Regions from separate parts of the Homo sapiens genome. Here region 2 is linked to region 1. The links are chromatin contacts, found by Hi-C or POLR2A ChIA-PET in ENCODE. All regions are on one chromosome and are shown on one strand. Each heading gives the region's core, a stretch centred on a gene start or an enhancer-like site at or near the end of the contact. The rest is flanking DNA. Distances are from core to core; before and after follow the strand shown. Region 1 overlaps RABGAP1 (RAB GTPase activating protein 1). Region 2 overlaps STRBP (spermatid perinuclear RNA binding protein).

The links. Hi-C counts contacts between places; a loop is a spot of excess contacts on that map. ChIA-PET counts read pairs that join two places held with the same protein, here RNA polymerase II (POLR2A). Pooled maps may share reads with other maps.
Region 2: a loop to region 1 is called in a pooled map, with 10 times the contacts of the local background. The contact joins two enhancer-like sites. A Hi-C loop is called at or near these places in 1 of 37 single-sample maps with no recorded cell type and 8 of 50 pooled maps. POLR2A ChIA-PET finds 5 or more read pairs at or near these places in 4 of 52 experiments (B cell, MCF 10A, activated T-cell and 1 more).

What each region holds. Positions count from the first base shown.
Region 1 is chr9:122,988,829-122,993,791 of GRCh38, forward strand. RABGAP1 (RAB GTPase activating protein 1) reads left to right here. Exons shown (of 26, transcript NM_012197.4): 5 at 469-643; 6 at 1,228-1,385. Among named protein-coding and RNA genes, the nearest start is that of GPR21, 42 kb to the right of the region's middle. Within about 2 kb of position 2,848, at least 2 of the 41 ENCODE cell types and tissues checked have a DNase peak (open chromatin) inside an H3K27ac peak, as active enhancers do.
Region 2 is chr9:123,223,995-123,228,589 of GRCh38, forward strand. All of the region lies in intron 2 of STRBP (spermatid perinuclear RNA binding protein), which reads right to left. Among named protein-coding and RNA genes, the nearest start is that of STRBP, 42 kb to the right of the region's middle. Within about 2 kb of position 1,502, at least 3 of the 41 ENCODE cell types and tissues checked have a DNase peak (open chromatin) inside an H3K27ac peak, as active enhancers do.

The sequences.
Region 1 (4,963 bases), core at 1,598-4,097:
GCTACTTGGGAGGCTGAGGCAGGAGAATCACTTGAACCCAGGAGGCGGAGGTTGCGGTGAGCTGAGATTGCGCCATTGCACTCCAGCCTGGGCAACAAGAGCGAAACTTGTCTCAAAAAAAAAAAAAAAAAAGCACAGCTTCAATGATGTATTTTGGTAGTCTAATTTACGTATTAATCGTCTTTATTTTGTAGCAGACTGTATAAGAAATGTGCTTATTGATATTGTTTATACCTTTCTGTTTGCCTCCCTAAAACATGATACTATATGGTTTTTAGTACTATGGAATTACGTAATCAATAGCTTCCGGAATTCACATATGAGTTACTTATTAAAATTTAAGGTTAATATCAGCATACCAAATATATGATCTTCTTACTAGAAAGAATGAGTCTCACATCTTAATCTAAACGTAGTGCAGATTGTTCATAATTCCTGTAATCTCTCTGTATCTTTTTCTCTGAACAGACTCTTAGATCCTCAGACAAACACTGAAATAGCAAACTACCCTATCTACAAAATCCTCTTCTGTGTCAGAGGGCATGATGGAACTCCTGAGAGTGACTGTTTTGCTTTCACTGAAAGTCATTACAATGCAGAGCTCTTCAGAATACACGTCTTCCGGTGTGAAATACAAGAAGCTGTAAGTCCTCAAGAGAAAACTCTCTGCAAATGAAACTTCACCAGTGCCCTCACTAGGTTGAAATGATTATGGTATTTATTATGATCACTCATAAGCCAGATGAAATTCTCTGCTATTGTTTTAGTGATTCTAGCCTCATGGGCCAAAATATAAATTAACTAAAAATTTGATTAACTAGAACTTTGTTACTACTACTAAGAATGTCAGAGGAGATCTGTTGGCTACTTTTGATTGGGTTAAGTAGGCATTCTGGTTCTAACATTGACAGATTTGCAAACCATTCTTTTAAATCAAAACTTGTTAGGACTGTTTTCATTGTAATATCTTCAGATAGTTTCTAACAATTTAGGAAGTGATTTTTAAATTGGATTTATAGTGCTTACAACCATTTCTTTTTTAAAACCCCTTGTCTGGACATTTTTAGTGTTGCTTGCTTTATAGGCCTAACAAATTAGGTAATTTACCAAAAGAAATAAGTGGGATAAAGATAATTATTGCCCTCCAAAGTAGGTAATCTTCCAGCCTTAATAAAGGTATTTTATATCTTTTGATAACAGCCCATTTCCTAACATGTCTGGTTGTAGGTAAGCCGGATACTTTACAGTTTTGCCACTGCCTTCCGCCGTTCTGCCAAGCAGACCCCACTTTCAGCCACTGCTGCACCCCAGACTCCTGACAGTGACATCTTTACCTTCTCTGTGTCTTTAGAAATAAAAGAAGATGATGGTAAAGGTTATTTTAGGTAGGGAATCTTATTTTATTCATGTATTAACATGCTGTGGTTCAGGGGAAATTCTAGGTCAGATTATAACTTTCATACCATAAAATGATGGCTTTTAAAGGGAGGGCTTTTAAAAAAAATCTGGATGATAAAGGCATATAAATACATAAATTTAACAGAGGCAAAGTTTGAAGAATTTTAAAGCAATTAAAAAAATTGTCATATTGGGAACATGTTGCTACCTTCTTTTAGTCAGATACCAAGTGGCTAACTGCTCACAAAAATATGGCCAAACCGCCAGGCGCTGTGGCTCACACCTGTAATCCCAGCTCTTTGGGTGGCTGAGGCGGACGGATCACCTGAGGTCGGGAGTTCGAGATGAGCCTGACCAACATGGAGAAACCTTGTCTCTACTAAAAATACAAAATTAGCCGGGCGTGGTGGTGGGTGCCTGTAATCCCAGCTACTTGGGAGGCTGAGGCAGGAGAATCGCTTGAACCCGGCAGGCAGAGGTTGCAGTGAGCCGAGATCCTGCCACTGCACTCCAGCCTGGGCAACGAGAACGAAACTCCGTCTCAAAAAAAAAAAAAAAAAAAAAAAAAAAATATATATATATATATATATATATATATATATATATATATGGCCAAAGCTTAGTCAGCTGGATTTGTAGCTATATTTGTTTTGCTGATTGTATTTGCTTGTTTTAGTTGGTTGATTTACTTATATTAATAATCTAAAAATCTTAAGCCTTTTCAAGTCAAGTTTTCCCAGTAAAGTTATCTGCATACATTGGAAGGGGAGAAATAAGGTCTGTGTCTGAAGTCTAATCTTTTGTAGGGTTAGAAGTGACTGATTTTAATTTTTAAATATAATGATAATCCTTTGAGTGGTGGAAAGAACCATGGAATAGAAGTCAAAACTTAGCTTTAGTTTAATTATTGTTACTATTAACAGTGTCCCCATTTCCAAGTTTCTTTACATCTGTCAGTAGTTTCCTCATTTATTAAATGAGGTGGCTAGACTCTAAAACCCTTTCTCACTTTAAAATTTTATGGTTGCAAGATGACTTGATGTTTTTAAAATTACAGCCCATGTCCCAAAATGATTGTATTATAATCAGTAATTGCATGTAGAAGTCTGTTTCCTCCATGACTACCTCATTAAATTGGTAAAATGAAGTTATATAAAAATATGAATATTTCTAATATTTTGCTTTTAAATTAAGCACAGTGATTGGTTTATTAGATTATTAGAAAAACTGATAATTTTTAGTCTTTCTTCAGACTTTGGAATTGTCATGCCATCTGGTGGCCAATTTAGTGTACAGTGCAGCTTAAACTTTGAGGAGTAAAGTATGACTCATTGTGCTCTATGCTTTCTAATTAGATAGATTTCTATTCTCTCTCTCTCTTTTTTTTTTTTTTTTGAGATACGCCTCACGCTGTTGCTCAGGCTTGAATGCAATGGTACAAACATGACTCACTGCAGCCTCAGCCTTCTGGTCTCAAGCAGTCCTCCCACCTCGCCCTCCTGAGTAGCTGGGACCACGGATGCATGCCACTATGTCTGGCTAATTTTTTTTTAAGTTTTTCTAGAGATGGGGTCTTGCCACATTGCCCAGGTTGGTCTTGAACTCGTGGTCTCAAGTGATAGTCTCAGCTTGTCAAAGTGTTGGGATTACAGGCATGAGCCAACCATTCCTGACTATTTCTATTCTCAAAGCAATGCTGTGAGGTAGTCCTTCCTGCAATGTACCTTCCTGCCCTGCAAAGTGAAAATTATAATCTGTATAATTTTAAGTAGTTTTTTACCTTGTTAAGCAACCTTTAAACTAAATATATTTTCTTTCTTTTTTTTTTGAGACAGAGCCTTGCTCTGTCACCAAGGCTGGAATGTAGTGGCACGATCACGGTTCACCGCAACCTCTGTCTCCCAGGTTCAAGCAATTCTCATGCCTCAGCCTCCTGAGTAGCTGGGATTACAAGCATCTGCCACCATACCGGGCTAATTTTTTCTATTTTTCAGTAGAGACAGGGTTTCGCCGTGTTGGCCAGGCTGGTCTCAAACTCCCGGCCTCAAGTGATCCATTTACCTGGGCCTCCCAGAGTGCTGGGATTATAGGCATGATTCACCATGCCTGGCCTTTTTTTCTTTATTGAAAATATTTATGTAGTTTTGGTCTGTAAATTCTAATTATTAAATAGGAAAGATTAAGATCCCTCAGAAGTATCAGTATAACTTCCCTTCCTTCTGAAATCAGGCATATTCAAGGTAGAATGATCATAAACATCTCTGTTCTATTTGTTAATACTGACAAAGTGCTATTACAGAAAATCCCTGGATGGTCAGATTTGCTTTTCACATTTGTTAGGACTTTGTTCTCCTTTTGCTACATGGCTTTGCTGAATTTCTGGTTTATAATAAATACTGTTATGTTAACTTAAATATATTATTTAAGTATAATGATCAATATACCTAAATATATTAGGTTAATATATATTATTTAGGTATAATAATAATTATATATTATACATATAAATTATGTAATAGTTATATACCTATTATTATATAAAACCTATTATATACTTACTATTATACCTAAATATTTATTTTATCTAAATATTATACCTAAATAATTATTATACCAAAATAATTATTATACCTAAATATATTAGGTTAACACAACAGTACTTTAGATGTATGAAATCCTAGCAAAATATACCTTGGTTTGTCAGATTTAAACTTGTCAAAGGTAGTTCCTCTTATCCAGTAATTCTGTAATATGTATGGAAATTTATCTGCAGAAATAATCATTGAGGTTTTCAAAGAATTATTATTATGAATGTTCTCCAACATACTGTGTATAATATTAATAGCAAATTTTAAAAGTAGAAATTAAGTGTTGAATAGAGTACTAAAACATGTTGGTTTATGGATATTACTTATCCCCTGTCCAACTCATATTTGTGTATAACACAAGATTTACTGTGGTTTTACTTTAACATAAATATAGACAAAGTATGATGAGAATAATTAATGCTCTTCTCATTTCTGAAAAAGTATAATTTTTAAATTATTATTATTATTATTTTGAGACGGAGTTTTTCCTCTTGTCACTCAGGCTGGAGTGCAATGGCGTGATCTTGGCTCATTGCAACCTCCTTCTCCCGGGTTCAAGTGATTCTACTGCTTCAACCTCCCGAGTAGCTGGAATTATAGGTGCCCACCGCCACGCCTGGCTACTTTTTGTACTTTTAGTAGAGACGGGGTTTCACCATGTTGGCCAGGCTGGTCTCGAACTCCTGACCTCAGGTGATCCACCTGCCTCAGCCTCCCAAATTGCTGGGATTACAGGCGTGAGCCACCATGCCTGGCCAATTTTTAAATTATTATGATTAGAAACCTGCTTCTCCATTTTGCCCATGGGAAAACTGAGCATTTGTTTGTTTGTTGTTGAGACAGGGTCTCACACTTTTTTTTCTTTTTGAGACGGAGTCTCGCTCTGTCACCCACGCTGGCGTACAGTGGCGCAGTCTCGGCTCACTGCAACCTCTGCCTCCCAGGTTCAAGTGATTCTCCTGCCTCAGCCTCCTAAG
Region 2 (4,595 bases), core at 252-2,751, 230 kb after region 1:
AGAAAAATTCCACATGGATTTACACTGGCAGAATTACACTTCACAACATGTTTCAAAATTCCGAGTTCCACAAAATTCAAATGCCACAAAACAAAATACACAGTGAATAAAAAAGAAAACATCTACTCATATTTATATATTAGCTCTAATCTTTACAAGGTGGAGCCCCATTTTATAAAGAAACTAAAAACTAAGAGATTAAGCTAACCAAATTCACACCCACTCATGCCTTGTCTAATCTTGTCTCCAATCATGGGCCCAAATCTTTTTTGTAACTATTTCCTAACAGCTGGACACACCTGTAACAAAAACACAATTCTTCACTCACAGAACAAAACAGCTTTCATTAACTCTCTCGCAGTTCAGGAACTAAACAGGGCTACCTATTACCTCCTGAATCAGATTTCACCTGACTTAATTCAATCCTATCACCCATTGTTCCCATCACTTCTAATTCCAGTCAGACCAGTGAGTTCTCTGTTCTAAAAAATGCCAAGATAATTCCCACCCACAGACATACTCACGATTCATCTTTTCACGCAACTTTCACGGAGCATTTACTACGTGTTCTAGGCCTGTACTCGATACTAAGAGGAGAAAGACAAAACAAGAAATCCCACCTCAAAGAGTTAATAACATTATAGGAAAGAGATACTTGTAACTGATTAGGTAGACTCAAACAAGTACTATACTGGGGTACAAAGTCCTATTGAAAACAGAGGAAGATGTCAAAAAGAAGTGACCAATTGGAACTTACATGTACTGCTGGTAGTAGTGGAAAGTGAAAAAAAGATACTTAAAACTTTTCAGCAGACTCTCCTAAAGCTGAACATACACAGAACCCATGACCCATTAGTTTCACTCCATGTTACATACCTAGAGAAACATATATATTTAAACCAGAGGACGTGCAAATATGTTCATAGCAGTACTTACTTGCATTAGTCAAAAACTGGAAATAGCCTATGTGTCCATCAATAGTACAATGGATAGTGTTATACTCACACAATGAAACAATATGAAATCAACAAAAAATGAAGTCCACAAATATTGAAAGAAATGCTGAAAGAAAGAAACCATACACACACAATTTTGATTACATAAAGTTTGAAAACAGGCAAAACTAGTCAAAACCAGTGATTCAGTGGTGGAGTGGGGAGTGTGCAGTGATGAAGATGAGGACACGGGAGAAGTTTCTGGGTGCTGGCAACGTTCTATTTCTTCTGGGTACCGGTTATAAGGATGAATTCACTTCAAGAAAATTCATCAAGCTATACACACTTATGATTTATGTAGTTTGTTTTACACTTTAACAAAAATTTTACTTACAAAAGACAGATGGGGAAAAAGGAAAACAGAAAAGTAAACTAGCATTTATATTCTAGTAAGTTCCTAGACACCATGGAAATTATTCTATCTAATCACAGCCACCTCTGGAGGTTGTGGTATACACGTGTTATTTCCTTTTTCAGCCCCACATCTGAATCCTCTTTCCTATGTTTGGGGAATCCCCCACCTTATGAGGCAGCGCCTACCTCCAGATGGTGATTCAAAAGCAAATGACTCAAAGAAGCTGGGTCCTCAGAAAATCTATTCTGGCAAGTGAAAGCAGCAAGCACAGCAGCTTCATCCAGTTTCCAGAGACAGTAATTCTACCTACAGTGTCTAGCACCCCCTGATGGTATTGGCGATTCAACCTCGTCTGTGCCTAGAATCTTGTTCCTGGATGCTAACTTCTCAGCCTATTTCTCCAGCCCTCCAAGAGATTCTGTGAGCCACCTAACACCCTGTTCATAAGTTCCTTTCCCAGACTCAATTTCTGTTGCTCACAACTAAAAGTCTTGACTATTACCCCATTTGATAAATGTGAAAAAAAGCTAATAACTTTGAAAAACAGTTTGGTGGTTTTTTATAAAGTTAAATTCACTTATCATACAATCCAGCGCTCCCACACCCAAGGTATTTGCCCAACAGAAATGAAAATGTTTATAGCAAATTTACTCATAATGGCCAAAAACTAGAAATAACCCCAAAATCCATCAACTGGTAAATGAATAAACTGTGGTAAATCCATACACTGGAATACTTCTGGGCAATAAAAAGAAATGCACTCCTGATACATGCAATTACACAGATGCATCTCGAAAGCACAGAGGCTAAATGAAAGAGGTTTGACTAAAAATGAGTCACACTTAAGAAATCAGATCAATGGTTTCCAGGAGCAGGAGGTGAAGAGAGGGAACTGACTACATGGCACTGAAAGGAACGTTTTGTAGTAATGGATATATCTTGATGGTGGTTACATGACTAAGTCTGTCAAAATTCATAGAACCGTATATTCAAAAAAAATGTATTTTACTATATTCAAAGTATACGTCAATAAAAATGACTTTTTTATTATTAAAAGGGACTCAAGAATGGCCAGAAATCTTCCTCAAGGTCACATATATACTAAGCAGATTCAAACTCAGGTTCTAATTCAGATGCCATGCCTTGAAGGTTAAAGAGATCTTGCTAAAGGCACAGAAAAGAGAAGATTGGGAAAGATAAGGGAAACTAAGTTGTCCTTTTCTCCCCAAAACCTAATCAAAATTTTTCAAGGCCTGCCTCAGACCCCCACCTCTGCCATACAGCCATCCATTTACTTATTCCACAAATATATCTTGAATGGTTACTATGTGCCACGCACTGTGACACTTTAGGTTACATCTGTAAACAAAACAGAAATCCCTGCCCTCATGGAGCTTCAGCTTAGCGGTGTTGGGGAGTGAGGGGGTGGCGGGGTGGGGAGGAAGAGCAATGTATCACTGTCTCAGTCCATTTTATGCTATTATAACAGAATACCACAGATTTGGTAATTTATAATGAATAAAAATATATTTGGCTCATGGTTCTAGAGTCTTGGAAATCCAAGACTAAGGGGCCACATCTGGTGAGAGCTTTCTTGCCACGTCATAACATGGTGGAAGGCATCACATGAGCGAGAGAAAGAGATCTAATTCACAGCCTCAAGTTCTTTTATAATCAGCATTAATCCATTCGTGAGAGTAAATTCCTCATGATCTAAACACCTCCTACTAGGTCTCACCTCCCCAAGTTGCTGCGGGGATTAAGTTTCCAACACATGCTTTTTGGGAGACGCATTCAAACCACGGCAATCATAAACATAAGTCAATAATGTACTCAATCAATGTTAAATGTTATGCAAAAATTTAAAAGAGGAGAATCCAGAATGTAGGAGGAGCAAGTTACATAATTAAAGGTAACCAGGGTAAGCTTACTGAATATGGTGAGCTTTGAGGAGATCTGAAAATGGTAAAGAACATTTCCAACAGAAAGAACATCAAGTGCAAAGGCCCTGAGTCTAACACACACCTGTTTGAAGAAGAGCAAGGAGGTGAATGCAGTAAGCCAAAGGATAACAACAACAGATGTGGTCAGAGAGGTAACAGGGTCAGATGAAGTAGGGCCTAGTTTGGCTGTTACTGAGTGAAACAGGGAGGCAATGCAGGGTTTTGAGCAGAAAATGCATATGATCTGACATATTTATTGTTTTCTCTTTTTTTTTTTTTCTTTTTTTTTTTTTTTTGAGATAGAGTCTCACTCTGTCGCTCAGGCTGGAGTGCAGTGGTGCAATCTTGGCTCACTGCAACCTCCGCCTCCCAGGTTCAAGCTGTTCTTGAGCCTCAGCCTCCCAAGTAGCTGGGATTACAGGTATGCACCCCACACCTGGCTAATTTTTGTATTTTTAGTAGAGACAAGGTTTCACCATGTTGGCCAGGCTGGTCTCAAACTCCCAACCTCAGGTCATTCACCCACCTCAGCCTCCCAAAGTGCTGGGATTACAGGCCACTGCACCCGGCCTGATCTGACATATTTCTAAAGGATTATTCTGGCTACTGTGTTGAGCTAGACTGTTGGAGGTAAACATACAGCAGAGGATCTAATTAGAAATCCATCACAACGATGCAGGTGAGACATGATAATCAGACGAGGGTAATGGCAACGGCAGAGATGGTAAGAAGTGTTACGACACTGCAGATATTTTAAGGTGAGGTCAACGAGACTTCCTAGCAGATTGGATGTGGGATGTGAGAAAAGGAGTGTAGGTTAACTCCATCGGTTTTGGCCTAAACAACCGGAGGATGGCATTGCCTTGATCAGAGATGGGGAGACCTATGGGTGGCACATATTTTTAAAGAAAGAAAAGGAGTTGGGTTTTAGACATGTTCCATTTAAAATGTCTAACATCCTGGTGGGCAGGCAGCTGGACACATGGCTCGGAAGGACAAAAAGAAGAGATCTAGGTTAGAGATATCAACTTGGGAGCCAGTTCAAGGATAGTACTTAAAGATGTGTAAGTCTAGATAAAGATCTCCAATGGACACGCCAATTTTTAAAGGCAGGAGAGAAAGGAGTAAATAACAAAGGAAACTGACAAGGATTGACCAATAAAATGTGTGTGTGGGGTTGGGGGACAGGGGGAGCTGCACACAACATGCAGTATCCTGGAAGCCAAAAGTGAATAAAGTGTATTACGGAGGAATGAATAATTGTGTCAAATGCTGGGCATAGGTCAAACAAAATGAGGACTG